Regions from separate parts of the Mus musculus genome. Here region 1 is linked to region 2. Evidence: chromatin loops called from intact Hi-C (ENCODE). Cell type or tissue: gastrocnemius. All regions are shown on one strand. Links, peaks and the distances in the headings refer to the core of each region. The heading gives the core; the rest is flanking DNA.

What was found. A loop is a pair of places that touch in the nucleus more often than their neighbours do. Peaks named below come from ENCODE experiments on the same cell type or tissue, not always from the same donor. Only the 100,000 strongest peaks of a DNase experiment are listed, where the experiment ranks them.
Region 1: it touches region 2 in a loop (10-fold over the local background); 24 of 42 quality-filtered maps call a loop at or near these places.

The regions. Positions count from the first base shown.
Region 1 is chr4:95,920,513-95,928,804 of GRCm38, forward strand. It overlaps Fggy (FGGY carbohydrate kinase domain containing), which reads left to right. Exons shown (of 16, transcript NM_001113412.1): 15 at 2,413-2,474; 16 at 6,211-6,427. The coding sequence ends at 6,292. Among named protein-coding and RNA genes, the nearest start is that of Hook1, 43 kb to the right of the region's middle. In gastrocnemius, for the core only: CTCF peaks have their summits at 3,922 (motif pointing right) and 4,505 (motif pointing left); DNase peaks (open chromatin) are centred at 3,468, 3,907 and 4,469.
Region 2 is chr4:95,004,497-95,012,835 of GRCm38, forward strand. The region is part of intron 2 of Gm12694 (a long non-coding RNA gene); the gene reads left to right. Among named protein-coding and RNA genes, the nearest start is that of Gm12694, 30 kb to the left of the region's middle. In gastrocnemius, for the core only: a CTCF peak has its summit at 3,835 (motif pointing right); a DNase peak (open chromatin) is centred at 3,850; H3K4me3 peaks cover 517 bases; H3K27ac peaks cover 438 bases.

The DNA of each region.
Region 1 (8,292 bases), core at 1-8,000, 920 kb after region 2:
TTAATTAGTTGTTACTGCATTCCTAAGTATAACCTGTCCAGATAAGGTTACTTGTGTGTATGTTTACACAGCTGACTGACACTGGATGGCCAATTGTGCTCTCTCATGGGGAAGACCTTATCTGCCCCTCCCAGCTTTATACAGTTCCCTGTAGATTGTTGTATAGGGTTGAGACCTCATGGGCTTTTCCCTGTTCAGTATAGCATGTTCATTGGTGAGATCCATGCTCAGTTGACTTTTGGCCAGTCATGTTGATAAGATGGAACTTCTGATGTGACTTGGAGACGCCGTCTCATAAGAAACGACCTGACCCTCTGGCTCTTAGAATCTCCCCTCCCACAGTTTGCACAGCGTTCCCTGAGCTTTAGGTAGAGGAATGTTTTTCTGATGTGTCCACTGGGACTCTACAACTCTGCATTTTGATAGGTTATAGCTTTCTTTCTTGGCCTCTTTCTGTGGCAAAGAGATGTTTCCTTGATGCGGGATGAAGGCTACACTTCTCTGTGGGTGTAAGGACACATGTTTATAGTAAATTAGTGGTTGTAGATTCTCCTCCAATAACCATGACTTCACTAGCACTGAGTAGTTAACTAGGTATCTTGTATCAAGCATGATTTTCCTCTTATTAAGAAGGTTTTAAGTCCAACTAGAAAGCTGCTGGTTACCACCAAAATCTGTGTGCTACTATTGTACCCTCAGGATTATCTTGTCAGTTGGTTGTTAATGCGACTCATAAGCAGCAGAGCTGAGTAGCTATGGTTGCTTCTCTCCTTGGAAGCTTACATGGTGCCATCTGGTTGGTTACAGATCACAGGTCTCTGTGTACTGAACATGCATGGTGTTTTCTGCACTGGGAACTGATCTTCCACCCTTGAGAGGTGACCAAGGACAACAGCAAGAGCTGTGTGTTTAGGGAGTTACTTGTGCAGACCTGACCACCAACTCAAAAGAGGGCTTCTTATGCTTGGAATTAGGGTTTGTTGTTGTTGTTGTTGTTGTTGTTGTTAGGTAGTCTTTGGCTCTTGGAGAGAGAACCAGCCAGCAGTCCAGATGACAAAAGTTCATTAAAACTATGTCTGTAGATATTTGTACACATGCTATAGGGTTTTATTTCTAGGTAAATAGTCAATATTATGATTTCTTGTGATTTTTCAGACACCTTTATTATTATTTTACTCACGTCCCTTTTGTTATGTATTTACCTCCCATCTCCTCCCTTCCCCACTAAGCACCTCAGCTTACCCTCCCCCAGATCACTTGTCTTCTGCTATTCGTTTTACCCTCCTCTCCTCCTCTGTATTTCCTTCCCTCTTTCTAAAGATCCCCTTTTCCTGTTTCTCTGATCAGATTACTTATATCCCACTATTCCTTTCTATTGCTCCCTAACTCCCTTATCCTGACAACAGTTCAGTTTTCCTTCCCTGGTTTCTGTAAATTGTTTTACCTTCTGAATTATTATTTTAAAGGCTGATTAATTCAAGCAACAATAGAAAAAAGATAGTGTTTCTTACAGTATAACCTCGTTTTTAGTCTTTGTTTTGGTATAAATTATTTTTAAATTTTTATTTATTTAGCTTTTATTATTTTACTTATTCACTTTGCATTCTACTCACTGCCCCCCTCATGGTCACCCCCTTCCACAATCCTTTGCCAATCCCCACTTCCTTTCTCCTCTGAGCATGAGAAACACACACACACACACACACACACACACACACACACACACACACACACTTGCCCCTCTGTATTCTCTAACCCTGGCACATCAAGTCCCTGTGAGGTGAGGCTAGGTGCATCCTCTCCCACTGAGGCCAGACAAGGCAGCCCAGCTAGAAGAACATATCCCACAGACAGGCAAGAGCTTTTGGGATAGCCCCCCCCCCCCCCCGCCTCCAGTTCTTCAGGACCCACATGAAGACCAAGCTGCACATTTGCTACAGAGGTGCAGGAGGGCCTAGGTCTAGCTTGTATATGTTTTTTGGTTGATGATTCAGTCAACTAGCACTAAAGGTTCGGGGTAGTTGTTTCTTTTGGTCTTCCTGTGGAGTTTTTATCCAGTTAGAAGCCAAAATCCTTCCTCCTATTCTTCCATAAGAGTCCCAAAACTCCATTCACTGTTTGGCTGTGGGTGTCTGCATCTGCCTGAGTCAGCTGCTGGGTGGAACCTATCAGAAGACAACGTGTTCCTGTCTGCAAACATAACAGAGTATCATTAATAATGCCAGGAATTGGCTCTTCACTCAGGTCTGAAGCTCTGGAGCAAGAGGCCTCCAGTAAGAGAGAACACGGGACATTTGTCTTTCTGGGTCTTGGTTATCCCACTCAATATGGCCTTTCCTGGTTCTATCCATTTCCTGTAAGGTCCATGGTCTCCTTCTTTACCCAGCATTCTTTGTTATTTCCGTTTACCAGGAGGCAATGGCAAGGATGAGCAAAGTGGGGAAAGTCGTGTTTCCGGAACATGCTGATAAAAAGTAAGTCTGTATGAAGCTGCCAGAGACTGAGAGTGCATGGGAGGAGGGGCAGCTCTTGCTCTGGGATGGACCTTGGATCAACCCTGGCTCTTCTTTCACTTAGACCAGCGGTTCCCAGCCTTCCTAAAGCTGCGGCCAGTTCCTCCTGTCGTGGTGACCCCCAACCACAACATTACTTCATTGCTACTTCATAGCTGTAATTTTGCTACTGTTATGAATATTACAATTCATTACAGTAAATATTTGGGGAGATGGTTTGCCAAAGGGGTTGCAACCCACCAGTTGGGAATCACTGACTTAGAGGTTGAAGGAATTCCTCCCAATATGAGAACTTTGGTTTATCAAGATCCAAAGCTTAGCTGGTCAGAGCTGGAGTCACATACAAACTTCCAAATTCTCAGACTAATATTTTCATCCTGAATCATAGGAAGAAATCTGTTTTTCTCTATGCTAAAGTATGGGAATCTTTTATGTTCACATCAAAGGACCAGCTGGCATTCTCCTACCCTTTATATATTTCTTGGCACTGAAGGCTAGAAAATCCCCCATGTTTAAATGCCAAGTCAACAAAAATATTTATTTATTTATTTATCTATTGAGTGCTTGCTATATTTAAAGCATGAACTGAGCTCTGGGAAGGATGCAGAGAGCGATGAGGCACTACTAGATTTATACAGAGAGATGATTTTAAGTTAACATGAATAAATTCTTCCATAGAAATGCCAGCAGGCAACAACATAACCGGAAGAAGGAATAACTGGGACCATGCATGGAGAAAGGAAAATTTTAGAGGAAGACCATGTCTCCGCTGACTTTAAATGTTTAAAAGTCATTTCCAAACAGGCCAAAGTAGAGAAGAACATTCTTGGTAGAGGAAATAATCTATGCAAAGGGTCAGCTTTTATACTGAGATCACTACAATCAGAACACAAGGTGAGATGAGGAAGTGAGGCAGGCAGAAGTCAGCCCATGAAGCCCCTGGAGCCATGCCAAAGACCCCTGGGGTCAGAGTTTTAAGCAGTGATGAGACCTGATCAAATGGACAGTTTGAAAGTTTAGTCATACAGAATTGGTTCGTGAGAGCTAAGGCTAGAAGTCAGGAGGCTCTATCGAAGGCTTTTGGAGCAGCCCACATTAGCAATCAGGGTCACTATGAAATCACTGAAGATGAAGGAGCAAGTCCCGGAGGAAAGCACTTGGTGTTAAAACTTAAAGTCTTACCATGTCACTTTCCTTATATGTCTCAAAGGTCCATTATTTGAGAACTTGAAATGCTTACTAAAATGACAGTCTAGACTCATTTTATTGTCTCCAAATGGAATCAGGCTATTAAAGACCCTGCATGTGAAGCCCTCTCTGACTGCCTAGCTCAGAGGAGCAGCATGGGTATAGGAAACTCAACCCAGCAACAGAGATGCCCCTCCCAGTGAATGGAGAAGCTGTGGAGGGTGTCCACTAGAGGGTGCCTGAACTATGCCGTTTGTTTGAAAGGAGAAGCAGTTTATTCCCCTTCATCTCTTTTGTGACCTTCTCAAGACTTTTCAGGGAAGTGTTTTTAAGTTCATTCTCAGAAAAAAAAAAAATCCATGTGCTTTCTCCCCCACCCCCCTGCCAGGGGTAATTATTATTTTTTAATTTAAATTATAGATTTTTATTAGATATTTTCTCCATTTACATTTCAAATGCTATTCCTAAAGTCCCCTATACCCTCCCCTGCCCTGCTCCCCTACTCACCCACTCCCACTTCTTGGCCCTGGAGTTCCCCTATACTGAGGCACATAAAGTTTGCAAGACCAAGGGGCCTCTCTTCCCAATGATGGCCGACTAGGCCATCTTCTGCTACATATGCCGCTAGAGACACGAGCTCCGGGGTACTGGTTAGTTCATATTGTTGTCCCACTTATAGGGTTGCAGATCCCTTCAGCTCATGCTTTCTTTGAAGACTGTGGTGTCTTGATGGCAGCTGGCAGGGTTTCCATGAAGCAAATGCACAGTGCTGTGCCGCCATCTGCAGGCAGCACAAAGATTGCAACTAGAAAGCCAGACCCCATTTCCTCTTCCTGTCTCTTGGCTTCAAATCTCATTAACTTTATATTTTCTTGGTCCCGAGCCACAGACAATCAATTGTTTGAGAGGAGGGGAATTTAGGAGATAACTCAGCTGGCTGGCTGTATGTGAATTTAATGTCTAATAAAGTAACTGTAGTTCAGTAAGCAAATTGTTACAATGATTCCAATTATTCAACCTGGAAAGGGTGAATCGTGGGTTCCTGTTGAGTGAAAAAAGACATTTGCAAGAAGACAAATGGTATTCCAATGAATGGAGTTTCAGTAGAATTGTTACCTTAAAATCCTTGCTGTGTGAGAGAGGCTGCTGAGCAAAGCCCCCTTTAAGAGTTTTGCGATAACAAAGTTAGAAACCCATCTCACCCCACAGAAGAATTGCACCGCCTTGTATTGTCATAGAATATCATTAGAAGCAGAAAATATTTCTAAAAGCCATTCTCTGACTGAGAATTGAATTCTTTGGAGCGGGGTTTAGCAGCATCTCACAATCGTAGATTGAGTATAATAGTAGAATATGGATTATTTCAAAGCAATAACTCATACTTACATTATTTATTTGAATCAGTCATTGTTCTCATTCATTTCACATATTGCTTAATCCTCACAACATTTCTGCAGTATATCCTGTAACTATCTCGATTTGCAGGTGAGGAAATTTATGCATAGATGGGTTTTGTAGGCATGGGTTGTGTAATTCAAGTCCTGGCCTCAAATCCCCTTCTCAGCCATGGTTTGGCCCCATCACAGTTCCGACATCACTCTTCTAGAATGCTTAAGGTTGAAATATGGAACAAGCACAAATTTCTGTGCACTCCCAGATTTTCTCATACTCTTATTCCCCATCCCAATTCACAATGGTTAACATCCCTTATAAGGGTCATTGTCAGAACATTCCAGAGTCTACCAAATAATGTTGAATTGGATTCATCCACCCCATTAAAGAGAGTAAAGACAGAGTTTTAAAAGTTATGATGCTCCGTACTATTGCTATCCTTGTGGCATGGTGATGCCTAAGCAGACCCAGTCTTACAGCCAAGAGTGGTTCTAACAGGTCTCACCTAAAGAGTCTGATGGAGAAGGCTGGTTAGCAGGGTCACTACCAGACACTGAGGGTAGAGCCAGGTGCAGGGAGATGTTGGTCTCGTTTCTACAGAGTTTACCCTAGATAAACCGTTGGATAAGCCAAACACCTGGATAAGGCTGTCTGCCAAAGTCACTGATATGTGGAAATCACAAAGGGGATTAAAGTGCTCATTCTTAAATCTGGCCAAGGTGCTGTTTTCACCTGTGGCTAGTCACGCCAGACAGATGTATTTAAGCTTGGGATCAGAAGGGGTCTGTGCTAAGCCTGAGCCATTCAGTACATGCAGGGGAGGCTCAGAAGCCACTGCTTTCTAAGCACGAATCCCACCTCAGCTACACTTCAGGCTATTCCACTTTGGATGCACCTTGCTGATAAAACACCTACATGTCAAGCATGCATCTTGCAGAACTGCATGTCATTTATACACAATAGATATGAAGCATAATAACCCCTTTGCTTCATACACTAAAAACTTAGATTTCCGTCTGAACATAACAGATACATTCCCATCCTTCTAAATTAGGGGGAAGGCACACAACAGCTTTGTTTTGCCAGTGTTTAATGTGTTCCTTTTTGTACCCCCCAGATATTATGACAAGAAATATCAAGTGTTTCTGAGAATGGTTGAGCACCAGAAGGAGTATTCAGCAATCATGAATGGAAGCTGAACATACCTGTCCGTACAGACGCTGTGCCATTCACTGGGGCCCTCTGTGTGTTCATCTTATGCTCAGTGCCCCTTGGGTATAATTTTGGCATTCCTGTCTTATTATCTAATAAAAACTTCGAGCAGGCAAACACAACTGGAGTCACTTATGTCTGTGTCTGGATGTGTAATAGTTGGTGGTTTCTAGGGTGCTTTCCTGGTAGCAGTAGCTCTTATTGGATGCTGGGATCTCTTGTAAAACCAGACCCTGAAAAATCCTTCAGTCCTGTGGAAACTTGTTCATTCTTTCCATGTCAGCTATTAAATTAGGCCTTATCTGCTTTATGTGGTATAACCTGGTGCTTAGTCTGTGTACTTTATGTCATTAGCTTCTTCCAGACTTTAGAATCAGATAGAGCATTTAATTGCAAAATCACCATTTTGCAACAATTATTAAAGATAGGTATGGAGAGGAGCTATCCATAGATCCTGGAGGAAAGTTTGATAAGTAACAGGATGTATACAGGGTTTTAAAACTGTTGCTTCACAGATGAGTGATTCCAAGGGGCAGGGAGAACGTTAACTATACAAAGAAACAGAGTACCATCACACCATCTCTGTTGCCTTCACGCTTCCAGACATGGTAGTCTGACAAAGGAACAACATCACTCATGCTGGGTACGCATAGTCCAAATGTAATGGTTAGGAAACCCCATACAAACACATTCCGAATGTCTCCTTCCCAGGCCACTAGTGAATCCCCCGACCTGGACTTGGTCCATACAGCCAGGAGATCAAGTTCTCCTAGCACCTCCCTACCAGTCAACTCCTTCTCACCAGGCCAAGTGGCAAGGGTCCTATATGGTGCTATTCACAGCCCCGACTGTAGTCAGACTCCAGGAAATCCCACCCTGGGTCCATCTCTCTCATATGAACCTTTTCGTTCTGCTCTTTGTCCCATTCTTCAATATTCTTCTAACCCCGCTTTACTGTATTCACCTGCACCAAGTCCCTGCTCCCTTAAGATTACCTGTTTCTCCGCTGCCCCCATCACTGAAAAAGATGAATCCCATTCCCCCTTTCCCACTCCTGCATTTCCTTGACCCACTAAATTGATACACCTGGCCAGTACACATGGTAGCTCCAGGTCAGGGAAACCCATAAATCACAAAACCTCTGCTCAGGTTACCAGCAAGGCTTTCCATCCCACGGCTGTATGCACTGCTCCTACTACAACCCCTATTCGGTCCCACTCTATTTTCCCAAATCATAATCATCCACTCTTTGCCTGCTTCACTTTCAATCAATTTGACATCTGAATGGGATGTCAGCATTGGGTCTTCAAAGTCCTTTGGGCCAACTGTACCATCCAGTGTCGGGTCTTGGGAAAGCCATACATCTGGACTCCTCCATACCACTAAAATCCACACTCTCCAAAAATATATCTAGCACTCATGGGAGGATAGATGAACCACTGAAATCCACGGTGTATTTTACAGAGGAAAATGAGCCAGCTCCTTTAACAGTGGACACCATAGCTACTACTAACATTCACTACTAGCAGGTTCCCCTAATCACATTAGCACTCCATGTATCCTCAGACACCAAATGCTCTGAACAAATCCCACACTCCCAATTACAAGGCATAAATAAATCCAAACCTCCCCAGCCATCTCCCTCTGACACGCACATTCTCATGATCTCATGACCAAAGCCTCACTTTGATGAAGACATCCAACAAAATTCTCTTGTCAATTTCACTGATCTTCAGTGTTTCCCACTGCTTTCTCTGTACCTGCCTTCAACACCTTCCGTAGCTTGCCTGAGAGGGTACCAGTTCCCTACCTCTGACCTTGTTCCCAGCCATCTGACCTGCTTTTTGTGAACCAGGATAAGTTCTTTCAATCTGTCCATACCAATCCTCGAATTTGTTACTATCCCTTTCAATATTTAACAAAAATCTTCCTAATTATCCCTGTTCCCCAAAAACCTCAATTTCAAAGCCTACCTGGCCACCACAGG
Region 2 (8,339 bases), core at 215-8,214:
TGTCATGGCAGTTCTAGGAAATGAATGCATGCTGGGAATATAAATTTTGCAAGATGTAGTTTCCTGGACTTCAAATGTCCATGCTACAGGGAGACCTTAGACAAGCACTGGTGATTCTGGGCTGTGATGTAGCGCAGTTGCCTTTAGCTGGGTGCAGGTGAGTTTGGCCATAACCCTAAACTTTTTTTTTTACATGTTTTCACATATTTTTTGACTTATTTACTTTGACCTTCATATCACCCAATGGCATGACTCTGATGCCTGAAGGAGGTCCCTTTCTGTGCTATCTGGTTGATACATTCCTCTCTGCTCCACCCAGGGACAATCTGTTGACCTTCAAATACTCCTCCATATTTCAATTCTGCCCTTCCCCTTCCACTCAGTTTCTTCTGTCTCTTCAATATGGACCATTTGTCTTGTTTAATTCCTTATTTCCCTAAACCAATACCCTATGTAGCCATATAGGCATATGCATATACAGGTTGTTTCACTTTTCTGTTAGTGTGCTTGCCTTCTGTATACAAATCTCTCTCTCTCTCTCTCTCTCTCTCTCTCTCTCTCTCTCTCTCTCTCTCTCTCTCTCTTTCTTGTTAGGTTGGTTGTATACTTTCAGAGCTCAACTTGATGCCCAGCATAGAGTTTTGCTCCAAATCTAGTAGAATATGGGAGTGGAATTAGAATGGGCCCTAGACTCTGGGTTCTTTCTTTGCTATAACCTACAAGAACAAAGAACATTCATCCAGAAAAAAAAAAAGAAAAAAAAAGAAAAACAGAAAAAAAGAATGACTTTACAGGGTAGCGTGTAGACGGGTTGTACACACACGCATGAGTAACTGTGTTATCTTCAGTAATGATTTTAGCTCTGACACTAGACCACCTCCATTATACCAGTCAGCCAGCAGTGTGATGACCAATTTTCCAAATGATTAACCAAATGTTTGCTTTGCTCAATCTAACAGAGCAATTAGAGAGAATGGTGGTGAGACCAGGACGAGAAGTCTTAGAGAGCAGAGAAGGGAGCAGTCCTAAGCAAAGAACAATGGAGCTTGCTTTTAAGATCGTCTTTTAAGAAAGATGAGTGGAGTTCATGAGTATTCCAGAGAGTGAATGGCTCAGGCCACGTCATGAGACTTGGGATTGTGCAATAAAGATCAAGAGGACATGAGCATGTTGGGGGTAGGGGATAGGTAGAAAATTAAAGGTCACAACCAACATCTTTGTGCACAACATTTGTTTACATTTGAAATATTTATAGAAAGTTTTAGATTTGAGCATTGTTTATACTACCAAAATATTGGAAATGTCCAAGATATGAGAAAAGATAAAGTATGATGCATTTATTCAGTATAATATAATAGCTATATGATTAAATATGGTTGTAATAAAGATCTTGATATAACTATGTCTTTTGAGTAATCATAAATGAAATAGCAGGGTTTGGCTTGATCATATGTATTTAAAAATAAAATAAATTATAATCAGAGGAATCAAATGTAGGAAATAATGTCAGTGATGGTCATTTGGGTGATGCCCTTCTACGCTGTTATAGCTTATTTTGTGCTTTTCAGTTATCTACAATGGAAATGAAAGTCTCACGATGGACCTTTGAAAGATCCAGCAAGGCCTGGTAGTGCAGGACTGTAGTTCCAGCTCCTGAGTGAATCAGAAGGATCAGAAGTTCAATGCCTATCAGGGCTTCATGTGCATTCAAGCTGTTTGGTTTACAGGGTGAGTGTAAGGTCAGTCTGGACAAGTTGGCAACACCCTGTTCAAATTTTTTTTTAAGTAAAGAACAAAAATTCTGGGGGGATGCATGTCAGTGGCAGGATGCTCGCCCATCACGTATGAGGCCCCTGGCTCAACCCCTAGCACCACACGTGATAGGAAAGAAAATGCTCGTGTCCTGCCCCCAAGATTTCTGATGTCAGTCCTTTACAGTTTATGGTTAAAAGACGAAGTTTGTAGGAACCTTGTGTGACCAGAAGAGAAAAGGCCACAAAGGCCGGGCGTGGTGGCACACGCCTTTAATCCCAGCACTTGGGAGGCAGAGGCAGGCGGATTTCTGAGTTCAAGGCCAGTCTGGTCTACAGAGTGAGTTCCAGGACAGCCAGGGCTACACAGAGAAACCCTGTCTCAAAAAAAGAAAAGAAGAAAAAAAAAAAAAAAGAAAGAAAGAAAAGAAAATTAAAAAAAAAAAAGGAAAAAAAAGGCCACAATATCACTGAGAGACAAAGAAAAGATCAAGAAAGAAAACAAAAGACCAATGGCTGTAATTTTGTCTGTCCTTATCTAAAACTGAGAGGCGATATCAATTGTTAGTCTTTCTAGTGAACTCTGGGCCCAAAGGGTAGAAAGAGGGTTAAGTCCCACCACAACCCAACACCACTTTCAGTCTCACTGAAAGCTTCCCACTGACTTTTAGTCTCTAAGCAGACAGTGCTAGCGCAGTGTCACACACGGTTCAGCCAACCCCTTCCAGTCCATTTGAGTTCTGTCCTTCTGTATGAACCTGCTGAGAACAGATAATTCTCCATGAGACACTTCTGCTATTCTCTGACCCTCTCTATATGAGGTTTAATGAGACCACATGTAATGTCTGCATCGCTGTCTCCTCCACACCGGACACAAGCCCCCACACACGTAAACACTGGAATCCTGACACAGGGCTGCACATAAGCAAACACTGTAAACATCAATGAACACACAAGGGAAGGACTGAATGCATGTTCCTTGAGTTTTCCCCTCCTGGTAATGGGTCCCAGTTCTGTCTTAGTAAATCCTTCCTGACGTGGTTTCTGAACTTTCATTTACCATCCTACACCTCATATTAAAATGCCGAGCTCACGAATCTGCACAATAGTTCTCACCCAATCCATGGGATCTTCAGCTTCTCCAGAATGATCTATTTCAGAGGGAGATGATCTTCCCCAGGGAAGAGCACACCAACTGACTCTCCTGTACCAGATTGTCAGCCCTGAAATCATACATGCAAGTAACATTATATGGCCTGAACAGGCTACATTTAGGTATATATGTCTACATATATATGCATGTGATAACAATTAGTGAGAGGAAAGGAGGCCATGGGTTTGAAGGAGAGCAGAGGGGTCACAGCAGAGTTTGAAGGGAGGAAAAGGAAGGGAGAGATGTAATTATCTTATGACCTCAAAAATAAAGAAGGATGACCCATTGTTTTGTGATGTGACTCAAGATTTTCATGACCACTGTGAAAGTCACTGGTGTTCAAGATGCATGTAATTTGCAGGGTTAGGGCTTGGAGTGCATGGGAGCAACCCAGCGGCACCATTTCTAGTTACACGACTGAAGACCTTACACAACACTGTGCAAAAGACAGCACAGTCAGCCAGAAGTCCTTTAACGGCCAAGGACTCTGTCACTCAGAGTCCCTATTCTGCATGCTCCTTATTCGTCAAATGGAGATAATTAATAGTCCATGCCTTGGAGAGTCGTTGGGGACTCATCAAAGCATGCATGGGAACAATCACTGAGACCTTCAGTAAATTACTCAAGTCTCTGATTCTCAGAACACTGCCCGAGTCCTAGCTTTCTCTCCATGCCTGCCCATTCCAGATTGCTGTCAGTCAATCTAGCAAATGCTTTCGTTCTTTCGCTAATCCTCAACTTCTTTTTTTAGATTAAGAGTAATTACTCCCAAATGTATACATGAAAGCCTGACTCTTGCCTAACATACATCAAACCATCTGTACATATGTGTCTAGGTTTTATTTATTATTCTTCATTAAATCTATTTCAAGTGAAAACAGTCAGTTTGCCTAAGCATTAAATTATCTCAGCACAGCGGCGTTGCTCTGCTGCCATTTTCCACCAGAGGTCACTGTTTCTCTAGGAAGGGGTCAGCCTAGCGTTTAAAACCAGACAGATCTTTTGGGAAGGTGATGTTTCTCCCGCGATCACAGAATTAAGTGCATACCAAAGTACTAGGAGTATAAGGATGGTGCCATTTCGATTTTACTTCCTGGATAAAAGTTCCAGCTATTGCCGAAATGCTAAAGGCCTGTGTCCTGCAAGGGCCTTTTAGACAGTTTAGTACAGGGGTCTCACAAATGAGACCAAGCTCAATCTGGTTTCGTACGCTTTTGTTGTTATTTATTTTGTCACACACATGTTGATTACTATTGTTATTACTGGGCAGATAGATTAACCACAAGATCACACATTAAAAAAATATAGATTTAATAACAATCCTTAAAAAAATAACCCCAAAATCCTCACAATGCCAAGTCCACCAGCCCTTATGGCAACAGCTTCTAGAACTCATTTAATTCACACCATTATTCAACAAGGCACATGCTGGTCTGCTCACTAGTTCCCATTTAGCCCCCTGTATCTACCTGAACCTCAGAACTGGAGTATGTGACCCAAATGTTCTGCTACACACCCTTCGTGATGACACTGGAGTCGAGAAGTAAGGAGTTGCTTACTCAAGGTCACACCATGAATGAGGTGCTGTGTTCAGCTCCCGGGCCTCCCAGTACGGATGGCTGTGGTCAGTTCCCACTCCAGCAGATTCTCAGACACAGGCTGGTCCTGACCCCCAGATATGCCTTAGTTAGTACCTCCAGTCCTTTCTTCCTCTTTTCCAGCAGGCTAGGGTTCCAAGGAGGATGAAAGAGGCCAGGAAGGCAGACTCAGTAACATCTGAGGCTTTGGGGGTACAAAGAGAAGGGGTCCTGGAGAAAAGGGAGAAAAGCAATCCGCCACAGGACCCTATTCTTGGTGGCTACTGTTCTCTAAATTCTAGTTTGACTTCTTAGCCTCCCAATTTCTTTCGTTGATCATAAAGAATATCAGGGTTTTGATTTGCTCATCTGTAAAATGGGAGCATGATTGCATTGTAGGAGTGGTATAAAAATGGTGTTCTGTGAGTATATCATTAATGACCCATTCATTCCATCATTAACTGCCTGATCAGGTGTCAGGTGCTGGGTCACATGAGTAACTAAAACCTGGCTATCCTCAAGAAGTAGCAGTCACTTGGGAGGAAACAGAAGAGGCAGGTACCATGTCTCCCTGACAGCGCTGTGCTTTCAGCATTGAATCTCCACTTGTCAACTGTTGTCTTCCTAAACCAGCGATTCTGCTCTTGGTGCTGCATTAAAACATCTGGAGAATTCAAAACAAAACAAACAAACATTTTTAATATTCACAGTTTCCTAATTTCTGGGAACTAGAATTTTAGGAAGTTAATGTAGTCAGTCCTGTTGAAAATGACTTCAAAGCGCCACACAGGCTAGAACCCTTGTCCTTAACCCTGCTCTCACTTGCCCCTCATTCTCCAACTGTGACCCACTTTTCCTATGCTAGCCACACTTCCTGTGATGGCCATACTCCTACCCTTGACTCTGGCATATTAATTAAACCCTTCTCAGCCTTGGTTTGTTTATAGAAAACTATGGGTCTAGGGGACACAGCTATCACCTATGCAGTATTCATTACATTTTTTTGTCCTTTTTCCTTTTTACCCCAGTTTCCCTTTTCCTTTTTCTTCCTTTATTCAATTGCTTGATCTTTTACCATTGGTAAGCTTAGGGATGAGACTCTGGCCCAACTCTGTTAAATAAGATGTAGGAGGAGCCTTTGAAGAAAATGTTTTGTTCCTAAGAACCCCTAAGAACTTCATCATGAGAACAGTTATTACCCCACTGTAACCAGCTGAGGGTGAGGGTACCACAGGGCCCAACACTGGAAGGTGAGTGCTAGCTCACTGGTGTGTTTAGGTTAAAGTTAGATTAAAGATGGGTAGAAGAGAACTAGGCTCTATTGAGTGCCTGTCATGTCCCAGTCTGTTGCCCTGCTAAGGTAGAAGTCTACCATTGCCACTCTGTGCAAAATGGCAGACTCCCTTTGTCACCAGGGCTTCTCCTTCTCTGACGTTATTAGGGAAGTTAAACACCCCCACCCCATCCTACACTGCCCGCTGCCCCCACACACCTCTATCTGCCTGCAGAACATTACAGGTTCAGTTTCCTTCTCTGGGTAAGAAGCTGAAGAGCAAGCACCTGAGATTCTTGAAGTGCCTTCCCCAGTGCCAGTGAGGCAGCTCAGTGCCTTAGCCTTCAGCCAATGACCTTTACCCACCCTGGATACTCCTATGCTCTTAACCCCAAACTATATAACCCTCGAATCACTCCACGTAAAGTTCATCTGTCTTCCTGAAGCTGGTCCTAGTGTGTCGTTATTACTGTTTGCACGCACAGGGCCTGTTAGTCAACTCTCCTTCCTTTCCTCTCATGGGCTGTGGCCAACAACCCTAGCGAGAAGGGAGACCTACGCCAGTAATTATATTACATCCAGTAGAGTCTATATTAGTCTGTGTGAGTGAAAACTGCTCTGGAATTCTGAAGCATTGACCTATAGAATTAGACTCTTTTGATTTTAACTTTAGCTTCAGTCCTTAAGCAAATACTCTTGGGTCACACTCTCATTCAAACTACCATAGCATCCTAGTCTGGAACTCCCTTGACATAGCCTTTTCCATTTTTCTATAGTAGGGTAGTTCTGACTGCTAGGAAGTTCTGTCTGTAAATGAGATCTCCTTGTCTTGAACCTCTACTTGCTGATCTTAACCACAGTTACCAGAAATAAAGCACATTTCTTTTTCTTTTGAACATGGACACAAGCCCTTTGGGAGCACAGCCATGAAAGTCAGTTCACCAAGTCTCCTTCTCCTTAAGCTATTCCTACCTCAATTTCTCAGCCAATCTGGTTTCTAGTCATACCATAATCCTGACTCCTTTTTTTGTGTGATCTAGACAAAGCATATGTATTCAATATCAGAGAAGGACAGATATGGAGCTAGAGACTACTTTGACATATTTTCTAGATATATGCATGTATATTAATTATACTTTGAAAAAAGAAAATTGTAAATAACAAAATTATTCTGTGTGGTAGTTTGAATGAGAATGGCTCCATAGACTCATGTGTTTGAATATATACCCTGTTCTGCCCCCCTTGTTGGTGGAACTGTTTGGGAAGGATTAGCAGGTGTGTGTTGTTAGAAAAAGTATGTCACTGGTATCAGGCTTTGAGGTTTAAACAGACTTGTGCCATTGTCAGTACTCTTTCTCTCTGCCTCTTACTTATGAATAAAGATGTGAGCTCTTAGCTGTTCCAGCTGCCAGGCCTTCACTCCGCCATCACGGACTCTAACCCTCTGAAGCTGTAAGCCCAATTAAACACTTTCTTTTCTTAGTTGCGTTGGTCATGGTGTCTTATAACAGCAATAGAAAAGTACCTAAGACCCAGATGTAGCTGTCTCTTGTGAGACTATGCCGGGGCCTAGCAAACACAGAAGTGGATGCTCACAGTCAGCTAATGGATGGATCACAGGGCTCCCAATGGAGGAGCTAGAGAAAGTAGCCAAGGAGCTAAAGGGATCTGCAACCCTATAGGTGGAACAACATTATGAACTAACCAGTACCCCGGAGCTCTTGACTCTAGCTGCATATATATCAAAAGATGGCCTAGTCGGCCATCACTGGAAAGAGAGGCCCATTGGACTTGCAAACTTTATATGCCCCAGTACAGGGGAACGCCAGGGCCAAAAAGGGGGAGTGGGTGGGCAGGGGAGTGGGGGTGGGTGGGTATGGGGGACTTTTGGTATAGCATTGGAAATGTAAATGAGCAAAATACCTAATAAAAAATGGAAAAAAAAAAAAAAGAAAAGTACCTAAGATAGAAAGAAGTTGGTGCCAGGAAGTAGCCTCCCGTTGTGACAGGCCTGACCATGCAGTTCTTTGGAGGAGTGTGCAAGACTTTGGGACTTTGGACTAGGAAAGCATTTGAATGCAGTAAGTTGAACTTAATGGGCTCTCCAAGTAGGATCTTGGAAGACAGGATTACTGAGAGCTATGTGGATTGTGGAGGTTTCAGAGGGAAACAATATTAGTAAGTAGGCTAGATGCCATTCCTATGACATTTTGGCAAAGAATATTGCTGCTTTCTTTCCTTGTCTTAAGAATGTTTTTGAGACTAAATTGAAAAGTATTGAACTAATTTCTTTGTTGGAGATTTGGAGGCCTCTTAATATTGATTCTATCATGTAATCCTTAGTAATTTCTTTCATGCAGGTCTACAAGGAAAAAGAACAAGTGGGATAGAAGGAAATACAAACTGAAGAGTTTAAAGTAAAAAGGGACATCAGGAAATTTAATTATGGACCCAAGGCTTGTGTTGTAAAAAAGAAATTAAGGAGAGGTTTGATCTAAAATGGAATAAATGGAGGGGTACCTTCAAGGTAAGACCACACCCAGCTAAAGTGTCCAACTTGTGAAATGAAAAGGCCTAAGGAATTT